3 separate regions of the Mus musculus genome follow, and all the other regions are linked to region 1. Evidence: chromatin contacts called from ENCODE Hi-C or POLR2A ChIA-PET data. All regions are on one chromosome and are shown on one strand. Each heading gives the region's core, a stretch centred on a gene start or an enhancer-like site at or near the end of the contact. The rest is flanking DNA. Distances are from core to core; before and after follow the strand shown. Region 1 holds the start of Smarcal1 (SWI/SNF related matrix associated, actin dependent regulator of chromatin, subfamily a-like 1). Region 2 holds the start of Tmem169 (transmembrane protein 169). Region 3 holds the start of Mreg (melanoregulin).

Region 1 (2,898 bases), core at 385-2,884:
AGGTATTCATTACAGCGTAAGATCATACATTTATTCTGTACTGTGATTTCATTTACCCTAGACATTTTCCTATAGGCTGAACCAGTTTTACAATGCTCTAGATGCAGGGGCCTGAACACCAAATTCTCTGGCTGGGTCTGACTTAAGCCTTACCCAAATAGCACTACCTTATAATGTTACAGGATAGTTGAACTTGAGTTTCTAGTTAGGGTTTGGCCCAGCCCTTGACACATTCCCTCTGGCTGGAATACAGATATGCCTTTAGTACTCACCTTTGACTCCAAAACAATGAAGGTAAAGTTAGTTTGTAGGAGAAAGCACCCATGTTGAAAACGATGTCTAATTGAGTGGCAGACAAAGTGACGAGAATCAGAAAGATTTGACAGAATAGGATATGCCCAACTCTCATGAGGAACGGGAAGCCACTTAAGGGAGAGACAGACAGTGCAGGAGGAGAGAGTACAGCACAGGATACGGTAGAGTTGAGAGAAAGAGTAGAGCAGCAGAGAGGGAGGCGGAGGCAGTTTTACCGGGAGAGCTTTACAGAGACAGGCTGAAGAAAGAACAGGTCAGACACAGGTAAAGATAGAATGAGCAAGAGAATGAGAAGGAGCCAGAAGATTAGAACCAGATTCCTAGAGTTTGAGACCAAACAGAGCAATTCAGAGGCGGAGAGAAAAGCCAGACTGAATCAGTCAGCTGGGGAAAGAAGTCTGAGCCAGAACAGCTGAGTTGAACCAGCCAGCTAGAGTTCAGAAAAAACACGAAAGGGTGAGTTTATTCAGCAGCAAGTCTCAAGGGGCTGAAAACATTCAAGGCCCAGATCAGAATATAAGGAGGCTAGAAGCTTCCAGGACTAGGCCTAGGTTAGCAGATGGAGGCAGTGAGCCTCCCAGACAACTACAACAGGATAAAAGTTACTTTTATATTATAATGATTGTAACATAGGAAATACTCCAGTAGCACCGCCAGCCGTCAAAGAAAGCTCTAGACTCTTGACTTCAGAGGGTTTACATTTTAATCCTTGCTAAGACTCCCTTTAGACAAAGCACCCCAAAACATCTCCTCTCACAGATGTTACACTCAAGCCTGCCAGCCAGCAGCAATGAAAACTCTCAGCCTTGTATTCAACTAGGGTTATACCTACCAAGGCCTAGTATGCTGACTGACCCAGTTGGGGAGATGAGACCACGGAATGAGAGGTCCAACTAATAAACCATAAACCACAAATGCACACCACCACATAGACATTCCTCTTTGCTGAGACCTGGGCTTCCCTTCCCTTCCTGTGCACATCCTGGGTGCCTGAGAAAAGGGGACGCCCCGCCCCACTTTGCCTCTAGCATTTCCACTTGGATCTTCCCGTCCCCACTGCTCCCTCCTCTTGCCGTATTTGGTCTCGTCCGTCTCCAATGCTGCTACCTCCTTCGCAGCCCACTTTCTTACCTAGCGAGGCCAGTAAGGTGAGGCACCTTAGCAGAACAGCCCTAGACCAGGAGCGTCTTTCAGAGCCTTGCCTAGGCAGTTTTCGCTTCTGGTTGGACTGTTAGAGGAACTAGAATTCAAGCGCTACAATTTCACCCATCTTGGAGCGGGCCATTGGCATTTGAATGGCTCGGCCACCGTCGAACTACATTTCCCAACAGCCAGTACGGCCGCAGATCCCGGTCATAAATTGTGGGTGATAGTACACTTGGTGTAGGGCCTTCTGGGGTTTGTAGTTTGAATCGGAAAGCCTGCCCATTGGAGGTTGGTGAATTTGAGAGGCGTAACGTTGTGGGCGGGTCAAGGTGTGGTGCACCCTGGGAGTTGTAGCTCTCAGTTTCTCCAAACATTTAATCAGGCGTAAGGAAGGCTGAGCGTTCAGTGTCAGGGGTGTCTCCAGACATGTCAGACAGCCAGATTGATTTGATACTTAATAAAGATTTTCCTGGCACACCCGTTTCTAATAGTGCCGTCCTTATAAGCCCCAGCCGCTGCTGAGTATCTGCTTTCCTAGACCAAAGAGGAATTGAAATTTTTAGAGCCTCCATCAGTCAGCGTGCTGATCATTAATAGGAACTTAAGTTAATCCGAACTACAACCTATGAAACATAGACAGTAACTCATGTAACCCAGACTTGTCTAAGAACTCACCCTGTACCAGAGGATGTCTTTCCTGCCTCCACCTCCTACAGACTTGCACCATCATAAGATTATTATTATATCTTTTTTTTTTTTTCCTCAAAAGGCAGGATCTTAACATGTATCATTGGCCTAAAACTGACAGAGATCCTTCTCTGGAGTGCGATTAAAGTTGTGCACCACACACCCAGCTCCATTATCCTCATTTTATAAATGAGAAAACGGAACTAGGACTGGTCCACAATTTTCTCCAGGCTGTATTTAGCTACTTTGTTATTCTGATTCCAAAGCCCTCCCATCTATCAGATACTATCAAGGTTACTTGACTCCATTTCTGAGCACAGCATTCTTTCTGTCCTCCAATGGTTGAATATAATATTCTTCTATCATCAGCGTACACGGAAAGGTTGAAACGATTCTGTTTTCAAACAGAGCTCATTGCAAAGAGATAGATCTCTGAATACAGAGTTAATTGGGGAAATGACCAGACATTTAGGGAAATGTGATGTGTTTTTTAATAAGAAGAGACGATGAGGTGGACTGCAGTAAGATATCATGAACACAGGAGCTATCAAAATAGCAGCCCACAACAGGAGGAAGAGGAATGTTGCTAGTGTTGGCTATTCATGCCAACTCAAGGGGCAGGGGAAGGCTTTCAGTGCCTGAACTCTTGTAAAAGTATACTTTGTAAAGGTTATAAACCCTCAAGGCACACAAGTGGCCAGGCTCTGCCCTGCAGATGTCACTAGTGGTTGTACCAGTGTAGCTGGAGAG
Region 2 (2,839 bases), core at 318-2,817, 300 kb after region 1:
ACATAACTGACATAAACAGACGGCTACCAGAGCTCTTGATGGACTTCCCAGACAAAAACAGCCAGAGAGCTTTAGCTCTTCCTTTCTGCGTGCTGGTTGGAATCCATCAGCAGCTAAGCTGGAGAGGGAAGTGCTTCTAAAAAGAGGTCAGAGAAGGCCAGGGAGGTGGAGGGCCTAGAGGTGCTCTCAGAACTGCAGTCTGGCTGGTGCGAGAGACCCAGTGTCTAACTTCACTTCTCTCTGTGAATTTTTTAAGTAGTGGCTCCAACCGCCACCTCCCCAAACAGACACAAATGGCATTTGTTGACTGGAAAAGGGAAAACAGAGCACCCCCGGCAAAGTTAGAAAGACTGTTGTCCTGGATTAAGACCAATGACCTAGCATAGTCCGACATAAGGAAAGAGATAAACAGAAAAGAGCTAAGAGGGCAAGGCTGCTGCTGCTGCGCTTGATGATGGGGTTCAATCCCTGGTGGCACCCATACGGTACAAGAAGAGAACTGACTCCTGCAATTCGTCTTCTCACACACACACACACACACACACACACACACACACACACATATGTAATGTTAATTTTTAAATGAACAAACAGAAGGGCAGGGCATGGTATCCCATGCCTTTAATCCCAGCATTCAGTAGGCAGAGGCAGGGGGAATCTCTTAAGTTCCAGGCCAACCTGATCTACATAGTGAGTTCCAGGACAGCCAGGGCTATAGAGAGAGAGACCTTGTCTCAAAAAAAAATTAATAATAATAATTAATTCAAAACAAACAGAATGTGAACAATAAATTGTTCCTTGGAACCAACTGGGAGCTGATAAGTTCCTTGCTGAAGGTAGGAGCTAAAAGGCAGGTTCCAAAACCATAAACCTAGAAATGAATCTTACAAGAACCATGCAACGATTCATCTTTATCTGCTGCTATATAACCCAGATGAAACGGACCAGGTCTCAAATCTATGGAAGGGTGCTTTTTTTTTTCATTTCTGGGTGGGGCACTGAGAATGAGGTGAGGGTGGCCTAAAATCATTTTGTTTAATCATTCATTATTTAGGCTCTGTGGATAACTGCAACTGTGTGCCCTCTCCTGCCCCACCCCCTCCTCCCTTTCGACTCCCTCCCTGAAGAAGAAGGGATCTGGGACCTGGATGGCTTCCCTTCAGCTAACCTAAGCCTTTCCCCACTTCCTAGCCCTCTGCACACAGCTGCTGAAGCCCAGACAGCCAGATGTCTGTTGCAGATCGGTACTGCGAGGGCCCAGACCTGCAGCCTTTCTCTACACAGATGCTCTGGAGATGTAATTTTAATTAACGGTGGGAGCTATGGCCCCAAGGATTGGATTTTCAGAACAGAAAATATCCTTCCCATTTCGTTCTTTCTCACTCTCTTTTCATTCCTCTGTCGTTTCCCCCCAATGTCACCGACATTTAAAAATAAATATGAAAAAAATCGAACGAGGAGTCTCACCCACACCTTCACTGGGACCCAGGAGGGAAGCTGAGGATGCAGACGGCTGCGGGCGGCCGCCAGGAGCGGTCCAGCTCTGGGAGGAGGCCTAGCGCGCCGCGAAGGCGGGGCCTGGGCGGGGCCTGAGGCGGGACCACGCGGACTTAGGGGCGGGGTCTGTTTGGTTACGTGGCCAAGGACTGCTACTAATAGAGCTACTTCTGAGGAACACGTGGTCTAGCTTTAGCAAGAACTCAGAGACAGACACTTTGTGGCCATGGGCTCTTGGAAGACTGGTCAGAGCTACCTAGCGGCCGGGTTGCTGAAGAACCAAGTGGCCGTGGTCACCGGCGGGGGCACAGGCATTGGAAAAGCCGTCTCCCGGGAGCTCCTGCACCTGGGTACGTGAGCAGGCCTCTGGGGCTGGGCTAGTGTCCGCAGAGGTCCAGCTCGGGTAAACTGGGTTCAGAGACAGAGGGGAGTGCTGGCGGACCGGGAAGAGGTTGCAAAGCTCCGGTCTGCAGAGCTGAGCAATGAGGGAAAACGAAATAACAGAGGTTTTATTCCGAATAGCCGAGAAATGTTGAGAGGCCCTGATCAGATTTTCTTCTCACGTCCCCTGTGCTAAAAGCAAGAAAAAGGAAAAGTTATTAAACTTAGAATGATCACGTAAACACACGCACAAGGAAGCCATCAAGAAGAAAATAGTTACATTTAATATTTAAATATGTGAGAATGTGCATCTTCTTTGGGTTTACTTTTTTTTGTTATTTTGTTTTGTTTTTTTTGTTTTTTTCTAGACAGGGTTTCTTTTTATTAGCCCAGGCTGTCCTGGAATTCACTTTGTAGACCAGCTGGCCTCGAACTCAGAAATCCGCCTGCCTCTGCCTCCCGAGTGCTGGGATTAAAGGCGTGCGCCACCATGTCCGGGTTTTGGGTTTACTCTTAACCCAAAGCAAACTGTTCCCAGGTGGTGGTGACATATGACTTTAATTCCAGCACTCAAGAGGCAGAGACAGGTGGATCTCTGTGAGTTTCAGGCTAGCCTGGTCTACAGATCGAGGTCCAAGTCAGTCGAGGTTTCACAAAGAAACCCTGCCTCGAAGATGTGGGTAAGAAGGAAGAGTGCAAAGTTTATAAAGGCATATTTGAAAAGTATTTCCAACACGACGCTTGTATTGTGCAAAGAGCTTTGACAAGTAGATTTTTTTTAAAGATTTTTAAAATTTTATTTTATGTATATGAGTACACTGTAGCTGTCTTCAGACACACCAGAAGACAGTATCAGATCCCATTACAGATGGTTGTGAGCTACCATATGGTTGCTGGAAATTGAACTCAGGACCTCTGGAAGAGCAGACAGATCTCTTATCTGCTGAGCCGTCTCTCCAGC
Region 3 (3,006 bases), core at 267-2,766, 370 kb after region 1:
GTCTAACCACCCCTCACCAGAATGTTCACTTTTTGCTGGTCTTGTTTACTGCTGTATCCCCATCCTAAAACATGCCTCACACATAGCTTAAATACTTCTCAAGTAAATCAGACTGGCAAAGGCAAGACAAAGAAGCAAAACACCTTCTGCTTTAGGGTTTTACTGATGTGAACAGACACCATGACCAAGGCAACTCTTCTAAGGACAACATTTAATTGGGGCTGGCTTACAGGTTCAGAGGGTCAGTTTATTATCCAGGCAGGCATGGTGCAGGAGGAGCTGAGAGTTCTACATCTTCATCTGAAGGCTGCTAGCAGAATACTGGCTTCCAGACAGCTAGGATGAGGGTCTTAAAGCCCACATCCACAGTGACACACCTACTCCAACAGGGCCACACTTTCTGATAGTGACACTCCCTGGGCGATCACACCTTGTATTTTATATTGAGTATAGGGTTTGTATGCCAGAGTCTAAATTTGAATTGCACACTGGAAAGCAATTTGGCAGGATTCATTAAAATTAAAGGGGTGGACTGGAAAGATGGCTCAGTGGTTAAGAGCAATGACTGCTTTTCCAGAGGTCCTCATTTCAATTCCCAGCAACCACATGGTGGCTCACAACCATCTGTTATGGGATCCAATGCCCTTTTCTGGTGTGTCTGAACACAGCTACAGTGTTCTCACATATGTATAAAATAAATCTTTTTTAAAAAAAAAATTAAAGGGGCATCTTATGACACAGCAAGTCGACTGCCACATCTTTATTCAGTTGGTGTAGAAGCTCCCAAGTGCAGCAGTTCAAGGATGTGCACTGCAGCCCTCAGTACAAAAGGCTGGGATTGGTTAACATGTTCACCATTATGTTCACGGTCTGGTTAAATAACACTGGCATCGGTAAGATTAGGTCTGCGTTAGGAAGACAGAAAGATACACATACAGTCTGCATGACATCAGTGAAAAGAGCCAGGCACAAAAATGTGTGCATGGGAAGGGTTGGAGGGAGAAAGGGAATGGTGAGGGTGGGTGGGGCAATGCAATGTTTTAATTTCAAAAGATAAAAACAAACAAACAAACAAAACCCCAAACAAAACAAAACCACAAACATTTGGTGCGGTAATCTGCTGCTTGGACATAAAAAAACAAAAGTGGGATTTCTGGGGGCTGGTGAGGTAGATGGCGCTACACAAGACAGGATTCTGTTCCCAGCACTCACATTGTAATTTACAAAAATAAATCTCTTGTAATATAACAGTTGTAGAACTCACAAGCGGTTGCTTTTTTTTTTTCCCCTAAGAGTGTTCAAGGGCTGGAAGTTTGAAAAAATAAAAAAACTTTTACAAAGCGTGTATTGTGGGAGACCATTTCCTTTGCAGAGAAGCCAATTAAAAGGACAGTTGGGTTCGGCCACGCGCAGCAGACCCCTGCTGCTCAGCGGTCACCTCCGGGGTTCTGCGGGGCGCCTGGAGCGCGCTCGCTCCCTAGAGGGCAGCCGTGGGCGTCGCAGGACGCATGCGCTCGGGCGGCACCCGGGGAATTAAAAGAGAGAGGGAAAAGCTCCCGCGGCAAACGCGCAGCTCGCGTCCCCACGGCCGGCCGCGGCGTGATGCGCACGGCCCGGCCCGTGACGCCGCGGCCGTCCCTGTCCCCGTCCCCGCGTCCCCGCCGCCATCGCGCGCCCGGCTCCGGGATCCCGGCGCCGGGCCTCGCTCCCCATGGGGCTGCGCCGCTGGCTACGGAGCGCCTGCTGCTGCTGCCCGTGCCGGTGCCTGGAGGAGCCCGCGCGGCCCGAGAAGGAGCCGCTGGTCAGGTGCGTATCGGGCCGCCTCGCGGGGTGGGGACCCGGGTGTCGTCTGAACCGGGGAAGGGGTGCTGTGAGGTCACACCGCGGTGCCACCCGGCCCCCCTCGGCCCCGGTCTCGCACAAGACGATTTAAGCTCCGGATCCTTGGTTCAGATTTTGTGTGGCTCCTCGGAGGCAGCGGATGCCCCTGGGAAACGCCACTGACTGCTGCAGGGGAAAGGGCCGGGAAGAGAAGTTTCCAGAGGGGGTCTCATCGGATGAGACGGACGAGCGTGGGTTTCCTTGGCACTGAGATGAAAAAAAAAAGTTTGGCTATCTCTTCCAATGTCATGACCGAAAGAAGTCGATTTCAGTGACTGAGGAAATCTTTCTCGTGATAAAACTATGCGTGCTGTACCAGTGACAGCCAATTGACTGTTCGGGGGTTTAAACTGAAATGTGGGGACATTTAATGCTCATTAGCTAATGTGCTAAGAGGCTTTGTGAAGGAACCCTGTGCACAGCTTTGCTTGACTTTTTTTTTTTTTCCCCTAAAGCGATACTTTAATATACGTATAAGCACGAGGGGTAGAAGAAAAAGGCACTCAGAAATAAGACATACCCAAGCGTGGTTGCCGGCTCCTAGAGAGAGAAGAGATAGGACTGTGATTTTTATTTTTCCTTAAAATGTTGGTTTTTTGTTTTTTGTTTTTTTCTTCCTCCCTATCGTGAGTTTGCTGAAATTAAGTTCCACCATGCCAGGTTAACCTTATCGAATGAGGTCCCACCAAGTCGTGCCCCAGGGAACAGAATTGAAATTAGGGCACAGGATGTAGGGTGGAATTCTAGGCTTGGTGAACAAGCGCAGAAGCCAGGACCCCTTCCTTAAGGGACACGCAACGAATCCAATCCTGCTTGCACAACTCTGGCAGAAGCAGCAAAGCATGGCTTTACCTTGCCCTACTCTGTCAAGTCCAGACACTTCCCCTGACTTTGCAGAGTTACATAACCCATCCTGCCTGTCTGCTCTTATTTTCCAGCGCATTAAGCAGGATGTACTTGCCCCTGTAGGAACAATCTACTCTTAGTCCCTCCAAGCTCCTGGCCAATGGTGACCTTTTGCCTTCTACCCTTTCCTAAAGTGGCCTTGTGGCCCCTTTTCATCTCCCTTTTGCGAGTCAGGACTTGGAATTATCATCTTGTTATCTGGTGAGGTGTTTCATGAAA

Evidence for each region. Hi-C counts contacts between places; a loop is a spot of excess contacts on that map. ChIA-PET counts read pairs that join two places held with the same protein, here RNA polymerase II (POLR2A).
Region 2: a map of regulatory T cell shows a loop between it and region 1 (3-fold over the local background). The contact joins the promoter of Tmem169 here to the promoter of Smarcal1 in region 1. A Hi-C loop is called at or near these places in 1 of 37 maps with a recorded cell type or tissue (regulatory T cell). POLR2A ChIA-PET finds 5 or more read pairs at or near these places in 1 of 5 experiments (embryonic stem cell).
Region 3: a map of v-Abl transformed pro-B cells shows a loop between it and region 1 (3-fold over the local background). The contact joins the promoter of Mreg here to the promoter of Smarcal1 in region 1. A Hi-C loop is called at or near these places in 2 of 37 maps with a recorded cell type or tissue (both v-Abl transformed pro-B cells). POLR2A ChIA-PET finds 5 or more read pairs at or near these places in 2 of 5 experiments (both embryonic stem cell).

The regions. Positions count from the first base shown.
Region 1 is chr1:72,581,987-72,584,884 of GRCm38, reverse strand. It overlaps Smarcal1 (SWI/SNF related matrix associated, actin dependent regulator of chromatin, subfamily a-like 1), which reads right to left and starts at 1,634. Exons shown (of 17, transcript NM_018817.2): 1 at 1,447-1,634.
Region 2 is chr1:72,283,101-72,285,939 of GRCm38, reverse strand. Tmem169 (transmembrane protein 169) reads right to left here and starts at 1,567. Exons shown (of 3, transcript NM_175564.4): 1 at 1,474-1,567. Pecr (peroxisomal trans-2-enoyl-CoA reductase) reads left to right here and starts at 1,619. Exons shown (of 8, transcript NM_023523.6): 1 at 1,619-1,847. The coding sequence starts at 1,724. It overlaps Gm51631 (a long non-coding RNA gene), which reads left to right. Exons shown (of 3, transcript XR_003947863.1): 3 at 1,192-1,442.
Region 3 is chr1:72,210,817-72,213,822 of GRCm38, reverse strand. Mreg (melanoregulin) reads left to right here and starts at 1,516. Exons shown (of 5, transcript NM_001005423.2): 1 at 1,516-1,806. The coding sequence starts at 1,712.